2 separate regions of the Homo sapiens genome follow, and region 2 is linked to region 1. The links are chromatin loops, found by intact Hi-C in ENCODE. Cell type or tissue: PC-9. All regions are shown on one strand. Each heading gives the region's core, and the rest is flanking DNA. Links, peaks and the distances in the headings are about the cores only.

The links. Peaks named below come from ENCODE experiments on the same cell type or tissue, not always from the same donor. Only the 100,000 strongest peaks of a DNase experiment are listed, where the experiment ranks them.
Region 2: it touches region 1 in a loop (6-fold over the local background); 1 of 110 quality-filtered maps calls a loop at or near these places.

What each region holds. Positions count from the first base shown.
Region 1 is chr5:115,513,955-115,519,343 of GRCh38, forward strand. No RefSeq gene overlaps it. Among named protein-coding and RNA genes, the nearest start is that of FEM1C, 28 kb to the right of the region's middle. In PC-9, for the core only: no CTCF peak of the experiment used is centred there; no DNase peak of the experiment used is centred there.
Region 2 is chr5:115,436,776-115,442,164 of GRCh38, forward strand. No RefSeq gene overlaps it. Among named protein-coding and RNA genes, the nearest start is that of FEM1C, 110 kb to the right of the region's middle. In PC-9, for the core only: no CTCF peak of the experiment used is centred there; DNase peaks (open chromatin) are centred at 2,466 and 4,226; H3K27ac peaks cover 332 bases.

The sequences.
Region 1 (5,389 bases), core at 260-5,259:
GAGACAAATGTAGTTTAACATACAGTTTCCACTTTCTCCTGCCCTCAAAAGAAGAATATTAACGGAAATAGTTTAGGAAGAAGAAAACGTTTCCCAAAAGGAAGGAGTGGGTTGCAAGTAATGAATAGTGAGTGCTATCAATAAAACTGGTAAATAAGTACGACTGAGCACAAACTAAAACAGTAACAACAAAATGAGGATGGGAGGAGGATGAAAACCAAGGTGAAACAAACATCTGTGATCTATAACAACGTGAAAAATTAGTGCAAGATGTTAGGACTTAAACCATTCCAAGGTCTGTGTTCTGTTAAGCCTGTATGCATGTTCTCTTAGTTTCCTAGGGCTGTTACAACCAATTATCACAAACTTGGTGGTTTAAGTAAAACAATAAATGTATTCTCTCACAGTTGTGGGGGCCGGAAGTCCAAAACCAAAATGTTAACAGGATAAATTCCTTCTGGAGGCTCTGAGGAAGAATCTGTTTCATGAATCCCCTGGCTTCTCGTGGCTGCCGGCAATCCTTGGCGTTCCTTAACTTGTAGCTAGGACTCCAGTCTTTGCCTCTGTCTTCACGTGGCTTGCCCCTTTGTGAGATTGCCTTCATGTGCCCTCTCCTTTTCTGCCTCTTACAAGGAACCTCATCATTGGATTCAGAGCCCACTCTAATCCAGGATGACCTAATCTTGAGATCCTTACCTTGATTATATCTGGAAAGACCCTTACCCCAAATAAGGTTATATTCTAAGGTTCTGGGTGGACATATTTTTTGAGGACCACAGGTCAACCCAGTGTTCATGTTAAGAATGTAAAAGTAGCTACTAAAAAGGTTTTTCTAAAAAGTAGAATGTATACATTCTAAACAAACAGAGAAACAGAAATCTCCTTGAAGGTAGGAAAGAAGAAATAAAAGCATGGTGAATCATAAACCAAAGTCCAAATAAATTAGAAATGATTTTACATGCAAACAAGTTAAAATGCAACTGTTAAAAGACAAATTCAGATTAAAAACAAGACCCATGCATACCATTGCTTCTCTAAATATTCACAGACGTGTTTCATTCTCTTTAATACCTTCTTCAGTGCCTTAGCTTAGCAAGATAGAAGTACGTTTTCATTTGATTTGTGTCCTCAAATCATTTTCACCTGTGACATTAAGCTCAGCCTACAGAGGTTACAGAATAGAAAAAAGTCCCTTTCAAGCCAAATTTCTCCTTTTCAGGTGGTAGCCAATGAGTTAATTTTTCTGGAGCAGCTTTACAATTTTTTATCTTTGAAGTACTTTTAGATGGCTTAAAACATTAGTAAAAGGTTAAAGCTGTAGGATTTATTTTTCATCCCCCACTCATGTTTATTCTTCTGCCAATTTCATGTCTTAATTACCAAAAAAATTCTTTGAAATTCCTGACTACAAAGAACAACTCTTTTTACCAAACCTGTAGACTATGACTGATTTTCAGTCATGGTGAGCACGAATTCTGAATGCACAGCACGGGTCAATTTTAATGAGTTCAGAATTTCTTCTAAAAAGTCATTTGCAAACATACACACATGCACATCCAAACGGTAGCTCTTACAATTTTATCTAAGAAAAATTATGGGTTTCAAAATAAGATACAAAATACAAATTTTGAGCACAATGATGTAAAAAAGATGAAGAAAATTTCATCCATGGACTAAATGGACTTTTCCCCTAACCCCCATCTTGATGAAAAGATGCAATAGCCAGCTAGCCCTAAACAATGTGAACTATGTTTGTTTGTTTTTTTTAAGTGGACAATGAATATAGAAGCAATTTTAATTCAAGACCTACTCCAATTCTTATTAAACCTAAAAGTCAGACTAATTCTCTGCCCTTCAAAATATAGTTGAAAATTAGCTTTGTTTGCCTCCCCCAAAATATTGCTCTCTTCGATGGCAGGATTCTATAATTCATCTTTATATACCTGACTCACTGCATAGTGCTTGATGGTCAATAAATTTGTTGAATGTGCAAATTTACACAATAAATTCCCCCAAAACTGATTTCCCTTAGGTCATAAAGACTCTTTCTCCCACACTTTCACAACATTAGCAGGCCACAAGAGTTTATGTTCTGACAATCTGACCCCACATTATTCTCTGAACAAAGTAGTTCAGGCCTAAAGAAAAGTCAATACATTCAATCCACAGCCCTATGAGGTATTATGAAAGTGACCAGCAATTCTAACTCTTATTTTGGTTTTTAGAACAAATTAAGGTATTTTATTATTTAAACATGGAGAATAATTTTCTTTTAATAAATTATTCCCTTTTATTAAATAAGTTACTTTTAAATAAAATTTAAAAGATAATTAAAAGACATCACTTCATCTGTAAGGCCTTACTCAAAATGACAGGAGACAAATTTCACAAGTTGAAAACTTTGGATTCTATTTTAGTAATCACTGCTACATTTTAAAAATGAGCTAGAGCTGGGCACAATGACTCTGGAGGCTGAGGCAGGAGGATCACTTGAGGCCAAGAGTTTGAGAACAGCCTGAGCAACATAGCAAGACTCCATCTCAAAAAAAAAAAAAAATTAACCAGGCATGGTGGCACATGCCTGTACTCCCAGCAACTTGGGACTTGAGCCCAGGAGTTAAAGGCTGCAGTGAGCCAAGATGCCATTGCACTCCAGACTGGGTGACAGAGCGAGACAACTCAAAAAAAAAAAAAAAAAAAAAAAAAACCATTATAAAGTGAGCTAGAAAGTCAAGTAAAAGCAGTGAAAAGATACTAGAGTTAGACTTGTTGAACAATTGGGTGAGACAGAAAAAAGAGAGCAATTTTAAGTGATAACGGACTCTATTTTAACTGCCTCTTATACATTTCCTTGTTTTGATGGAGGCGAGCTATAGCTGGTAATCAGAATCTTATGTCTCTCTCTTTGCTACCTATTGAAAAACAGTCATTTAAGAAAATTTTTGTTGGGAGAAAAAAGGTGCTGCCTTAAGTAACTTTGGAATATGTTTTGACTGGATACTGTAAGGTTAAAGATGAAAAGAAGTGTACTCCAGTAGGTAAACTTATTATACATATTCTAGGTTAGCAATTCTGCAACCACTTTATTGTGTACTAGGGCTGAAAAAAATAGAGGCATAACTTATAGATAATGAAAGTTAAGTTCCTCACTGGCAGAGAAAGAAGTTACAAATAAATGAAGGGGAAAAGCTAGAATGAATCCTATGGTGCTGGATTAGGAGTTACAGATATCCATATAGACTCATTTTTAAATATATACAGAAATATACAGAAATCATTACAGATATGTGTGTATACCTATGTTAGTAAACATTCATGTATTTCCTAGCTCTGTTCACTGAGGTCTAGAAGCCATGACATCCCAGTAACAATAAGCGCATTCAGCACTCAAATCTTGGATTGTAAATAACATCCTCCAATAAAAGGAGCAGGGCTCTTTGGAGAAATGACTGATTCTAGGGCTGGGCAGAGAAAATAGAAGATCAGCCTGGAGCATCGTGGTAGTGCCAGAAAGTAAAAGCTAAAAAGAAAAAAAATGGGAGCATGTCAAAAAGATATGGCTCCCAATGGCCAAAGTTGGAACAATTTGAGCAACAAAACAAATAATTACAGTACTGGATAGTACGGCCGAAAAAATAAAATACGTATCTACAAGTCTACACTGAAAAATATCTCCCCTACATTAGAATTCCAAATAATGTATGTAGAAACCCCTCCCAAGAAAATGGAGCTTAACTCCCCTCCCTGTGAGCACTGTTGGACTTACTGACTTGCTTCCACAGAATAGAATATGAAATGAGAAAACAGTAACTTTATAATGGAGAAACCTGGCACATATCATTTTAACCAAGTGATCGAGGTTAAACTTAGCAGTGCTACGTCACGTCGATATCATGTACATATCGATATGAGAAAGTTACCTCACTTCTGTGGTATTCTTCCGCGGAAAACTATAATCCCAGTATAGTCATGACCCAAATTAAGGGACGTTCTACCAAATATCTAACCAGTACTCTTTAAAAATGTCAAGATCTGTAAAAACAAGGAAAGACTGATAAACTGTTCGAGTAAGAAGGCATGATTAAATACAATGTAGTGTCTTAGATTGGGTCCAAAACCAGAAAAAGGGCATTAGTAGAAAAACTGATGAAATCCAAATAAAGTCTGTAGTTTAGTTAATAGTGTTGTACCAATGTTGACATCTTAGTTCTGACAAATGTTCCATGCTTAAAGTATTAACATTAGGGGAAAATGAATGGTGAATGTAGGAACTCTTAACTTTGCAACTTTTCTGTGAGTCTAAAATTACTCCAAGGTTTTTTAAAGTTTTGGAGTATTTAAAGAAATCTAAACGTTCTACAACTCTTACTAATTTGTGTATTTTATCTATAAAATAAAAAAATAATTTTCATAATTCAAATATATCAACATGTTCAAAGTCAGTGATACAGGAAGAGAACTAAATACAGCCATGTGTTTCAGTCAACAATAGACTGCTCATACAATAGTGGTCCTCTAAGATTATAATGGAGCTGAAAAATTCCTATCACCTAATATTTATTACACTGCACTTTTTATGATTATTTTAGAGTACACTACTACTTATTTTTTTAAAAAAGTTAACTGCAAAAACTTCCTCAGGCAGGTCCTTCAGGATGTATTCCAGAAGAAAGCATTGTTAACCTAGCAAATGACAGCTCCCTATGTTATTGTCCCTGAAGACCTTCCAGTGGGACAAGATGTGGAAATGGAAGACAGTGATATTGATGGTTGATGAACCTCACCTTGTGTGGGCCGAGGCTAGTGTGTGTATCTGTCTGTGACAAAGTTCAACAAGGAAAAAAAATTAATAATAGAAAAAAGCTTATAAAGATATGCTTTTGTACAGCTGTACAATGTGTTTTAACTGATATTACAAAAAAAGTTAAAAAGGTAAAGTTCATAAAGTAAAAAAGTTATAATCAGCTAATTTATTATCAAAGAATTTATTATAAATGTAGTATAGCTGTGTAGTCCAATGTTTATAAAGTCTACGATAATGCATAACATTCTAGGCCTTCACATTAACTCATCACTTCCTCACCAACTGACCCAGAGCAACTTCCAGTCCTGCAAGCTCTACTCATGGTAAGTCCCCCATTTTTTTTTTTCTTTCTTTCTTTTAAACAATATTTTTACTGTACTTTTTCTATGTTTAGATACACAAATACTTACCATTGTGTTCCAATTGCCCAAAATATTCAGTAACTTGCTATACAGGTTGGTAGAGTAAGAGCAATGGGCTATACGATATAGCCTAGGAATGTAGCGTAGTAGTCTAGACCATCTAGGTTTAAGTACATTCTAGGATGGTCTCACAATGACAAAATCACCTAAAGGACACATCTCA
Region 2 (5,389 bases), core at 271-5,270, 77 kb before region 1:
GTAGATTGCAATTCTATGGGTATGCTCAAAATTTATGGTTCTGCAAAAACCCTCCCCATAGTGATTTCCCACAGTCATTTGGACTTTGGCTTCTCTTAATTAATCACACGAATAACACCAGACTCCCATTCTCCCATGGCAACACTTACATGCGGTTAAGTAGAAGTCACCCCTTTTGAAGGAGTTAGTTCACCTTTCTCTCTGCCACTACTTCACTCTCTTATGTCACCATTTCTTCTTTGGGGTATTATATTTAGGAAAGCCTCCTCTGCTCTCAGGTTTCCTGAAACCTTCTGGGAGTTTTAAGGGTCTTGTATTAGTTAGGGTTTTCTAGAGCAACAGAACCAATAGGATAGATTAAAATATAGATGTATATATATATATTCTATATGTACACACGTATATGTACACATACATATATGCATATATACACACACATGGGGAATGGCGAGGAGAGAGAATGATGTCAAGAAATAAGCTTTTGCAACTGTAGAGACCGGCAAGTTCAAAATATGTAGGGCAGGCTGGCATTTCAGGTAAGAGTTGAGCTTGCAGTCCTGAGTCTGCAGGTTAGGAACTAAGGCAGAGTTTCTATGTTAGTCTTTAGACAGGATTCCTTGGACATGAACAGACACTTCTCAAAAGAAGACATTTATGCAGCCAAAAAACATGTGAAAAAATGCTCACCATCACTGGCCATCAGAGAAATGCAAATCAAAACCACAATGAGATACTATCTCACGCCAGTTAGAATGGCAATCATTAAAAAGTCAGGAAAAAACAGGTGCTGGAGAGGATGTGGAGAAACAGGAACACTTTTACACTGTTGGTGGGACTGTAAACTAGTTCAACCATTGTGGAAGTCAGTGTGGCGATTCCTCAGGGATCTAGAACTAGAAATACCATTTGACCCAGCCACCCCATTACTGGGTATATACCCAAAGGAATATAAATCATGCTGCTATAAAGACACATGCACACGTATGCTTATTGTGGCATTATTCACAATAGCAAAGACTTGGAACCAACCCAAATGTCCAACAATGATAGACTGGATTAAGAAAATGTGGCACATATACACCATGGAATACTATGCAGCCATAAAAAATGATGAGTTCATGTCCTTTGTAGGGACATGGATGAAATTGGAAATCATCATTCTCAGTAAACTATCACAAGGACAAAAAACCAAACACCACATGTTCTCACTCACAGGTGGGAATTGAACAATGAGAACACATGGACACAGGAAGGGGAACATCACACTCTGGGACTGTTGTGGGGTGGGGGGAGGGGGGAGGGATAGCATTAGGAGATATACCTAATGCTAAATGACGACTTAATGGGTGCAGTACACCAGCATGGCACATGTATACATGTGTAACTAACCTGCAAATTGTGCACATGTACCCTAAAACTTAAAGTATAATAATAATAAAGTAAAATTAAATAAATAAATAAATAAATACGAAGACAGCTAAAACCAGCCAATATAGGGGGAAAAAAAAAAAGAAACTTCAGTATCTGCTTTTGAGGCCTTCAACTGATTGGATAAGGCCCATGCACATTATTATTCTGTAGTGGGTGCTAATAACTTTATGTTGCCTTGGCATCTATTTTTAAATATAAGTTTAACTTTCTCATACCAGAAGCAGGCCTCAGTCACCGCTGATGTAGTTTCCAATACTATATCCCACCCAAACATTTCTAGCCAGCGGTCAGAGATAGAATTCAGGGGTATCTCTCCTGCCTAGCAGGCTGGGTTTCCTGCTTTCCCACTGCTTCCTGTAAACAGACCAATTAAATATTTGTCCATGAACTTAAAGTGACCACCGCCCAGTCACACTGTAGAACTAGTGCCTGTTTTCTGTAAACCCACCAGTTAAAGCTCCCCACAGGAAACCTTTTTGAATAATGCCCTGGACCCAATAAAGGCATTGGCCCACTGGTTCCTTCACTCTCTCTGTCTCTTTGTCTTTTCTCCCTGACCTCCATGTGTGTGTGGCCTCCACATATGCTGTATATTCTCCAGGGTCTGTAAGTACTAAAAACTTTACAACTGGCCAGGCATGGTGGCTCACTCCTGTAATCCCAGCACTTTGAGGCCGAGGCAGGTGGATCACTTGAGGTCAGGAGACTAGCCTGGCCATCATGGTGAAACCCCATCTCTACTAAAAATACAAAAATTAGCCTGGAGGGAACCTGGGAGGCAGAGGTTGCAGTGAGCCAAGATTCCACCACTGCACTCCAGCCTGGACTATGAAGCGAGACTCTGTCTCAAAAATCAATCAATCAATCAAATAAAACTTACACATGATTGTTTTGTCATTGAAGCTGTGCCTACAATCAAACCCCTGATGGCAAGGCTGCCTGAAAGGGACCCATGCAAGTAGATTCCCTCCTGGTGCTCTTTTGTCTGGACCTCTCAGTTGCTGGGGACAGTAAATAGCAACTAACTTGGTAGAGTTTCATTCCAAACAGATTAGTCTGCCTTAATAAAAGTCTCCCGAGTATAAATGTTAACCACATTTTTAAAGTACTTTTACAGCAACATCTAATAACTTAACTTTGGTCACACAAAAATACTTGAAACTTTTTCTTCCCTCCTCCCCCGTTTGTATATTTTTTGCCTTACTTTAAGATCTTTACCTATTATTTGTTCCTTAGCCACTAATTATAACTGTTTTTTACATTTTTTATTTTAAATCTTCATAATAAAGGATTGAAAATTGTACATAGCACCATTACAGCAATGGGGTATTCTGAGTTTTATTATAAATTTACCTCTACTGGTGAGTTTTATACTTTCATGTGTTTTCATGATAGCAGTTATTATCCTTTTGTTTCCAGTTGAAACACCTTCTTAAGCATGTCTTGTAAATCCAGTCTAGTGGTGATAAATTCCCTTGGTTTTTGTTTGTCTGGGAAGGCTTGTATTTCTCCTTAATTTCTGAAAAACAAATTTGCTAGAAATAAAAATCTCGTCTGGTAGGTTTTTTTCTTTCAGGACTTGGAATACATCATCCCATTCTCTCCTAGCCCACAATGTTTCTGCTGAGAAATCTTCTGATAGTCTAACATGAATCCTCTTATATGTGACTTGACACTTTTACAGCTTTCTCTCTTTGTTTTTTGGCTGTTTGATTATAATCTGCCTCAGAGAGGGTCTTTTTGAGTTGAATCTAATTGAGGACTTTAAGCGTCCTGAATCTGGATGTCCATATCTCTCCTCAGATTTGGGATTTTTTTCAACTCTTATTTTGTTAGATTTTCTGTGCCCTTCTCCACCCTTCTCCCTCTGACTCTACTATAATGCAAAAATTTGTTTAATGGTGCCTCGTAAGTCCAATAACCTTTCTTCATTCTTTTTTATTCTTATTTTCTTCTTTTTGACTGGGTTATTTCAAAAGGTCTGTCTTCAAGTTCAAAAATTATTTCTTCTGCTTGACCTAGTCTGTTGTTGAAACTCTCAGTTGTATAATTTATTTATTGAATTCTTCAGATTCAAGATTTCTGTTTGGTTCTTTTTGTAATTTCTTTTTGTGGAATTTCTTACTCAGATCATGAATTGCTTTCCCGATTTCACTGAATTGCTTGTCTGTATTCCCTTGTATCTTGCTGAGTTTCCTTAAGATCATTATTTTGAATTCATTTCAGGCATTTTATAAACATCCTTTTATTTGGGGTCTACTGTTGGAGATTGCTCCTTTGGAGGTGTCATGTTTTCTTGCTTTTTAATATTTCTTGTTTTCCTATATTGATATTTGCATATCTAGCAGAATTGTCACTTTTTCTAATTTTATGGAGTAGTTTTCACAGGGAGAGACTTTTTCTTATGGATGGGTCCTACAGTACTGGTTGGTAATGATACATTGGCTTTGGTTCTGGGTGGACTTGGTGGTGTAGTCTCTGTGCAGTTTCTTCAGCTATAATGTTTGTAAGTGATAGCTGTGATTGCCTCAATGGCTTAGGCTATGGGAGTTTATGATGACAGCAGCATGGTTTTGCTGGGGGCAGGGGTGTTGGGCTGGTTGTTGGGGTACACCAGCCAACAGTATAGCTGTCTTTTCAGGGAGCAGGGTTGCTGACACTCTGGGTGAGGCAGGCCAGCTGGCTGTGCAGCAACTTCCCCACACTGCAGGTCTGCCTGTTCCCCAGGGGTGCCTTTCAGGTTTGGATGCCAGGGTCCCATTCATTCTGTCTAGCCTCTGGGCAGCTGAGGTCATGATGATTCATACACCTTTGTGAACTTGATGGAATGATGGTGGAGCAGAGAGAATCAGTGGCTACTGGCTGCCAGGGCAAAATGCAGTCTAACAGTGGTCTCTAGCAGTGGGTCTGCTTTCAAGATGGTGCCATGACACAGCAGCTTAGGTTACAGAGGTTACAGGATGCACAATGTGGGCTCCTATTCTGAGGCAATGCATTTACATGAACTCCTGGCAACTGTCCAAATGGGATTTGGGCCTGTAAGGATTAGGGGACTCTTCTATAGCAAGGACCACTGGCGTCTGTGGTAGCAATGGGGACCACAGAGGATCTCCAGCTCACTTTTTCCCCATAAGAATCTGCTCCCCACCACCCCCTAACACCAGGCTGCATCTGGTAGGGAAGACAGTGTAGCAGGGGCAGGGAGCCGTGCTCCCCTCTTTATGGTGCAATCTGGGAATTCTGTGCTTCACAGGTATATTGTTGCTCTGCTGGTACTCTACAGCATCATTCCTCAGTCCCTCCAGTCAAAATACAGTCTTTTACTTGTTTTCATCCCCTTTTGTTGGGGGACAAGTGCCAGGCAACTCTAGTTTGCCCTGTTGTTCACATTAGTCTCCCACTTACTCTTAAATGTTTTTGTCTCCTGACTTCTGTGCTACACTCCCATCTAACTGAAGCTGCTCACTGGAGATTTCTTGACGACTGATTAGTTATCAGATTCTCTTGGGGCCACACTGTCCTTGGCTTTCAGCTGCATTTGGGGTTGTTACTGCGTCTTTCTTCTTGGCTCTTTTGCTGATACTATATTTTCAGGATACTCTTCTTTATCTGACATCTTAAATGCAGGCATTTCCCTAAAGTTTTATCCTCAGTTGAATTCTCATCTCCCCCACAATCTTCTTACAAATTTTATCTACCCTTGGAGGTTCCAAGATGGCCAAATAGGAACAGCTCCAGTCTACAGCTTCCAGTGTGAGCAATGCAGAAGACGGGTGATTTCTGCATTTCCAAGTGAGGTACCGGGTTCATCTCACTGGGGCTTGTCAGACAGTTGGTGCAGCCCAAGGAGCGTAAGCCAAAGTAGGGTGGGGCATTGCCTCACCCAGGAAGTGCAAGGGGTCGGGGAATTCCCTTTCCTAGCCAAGGGAAGCCGTGACAGATGGTACCTGGAAAATTG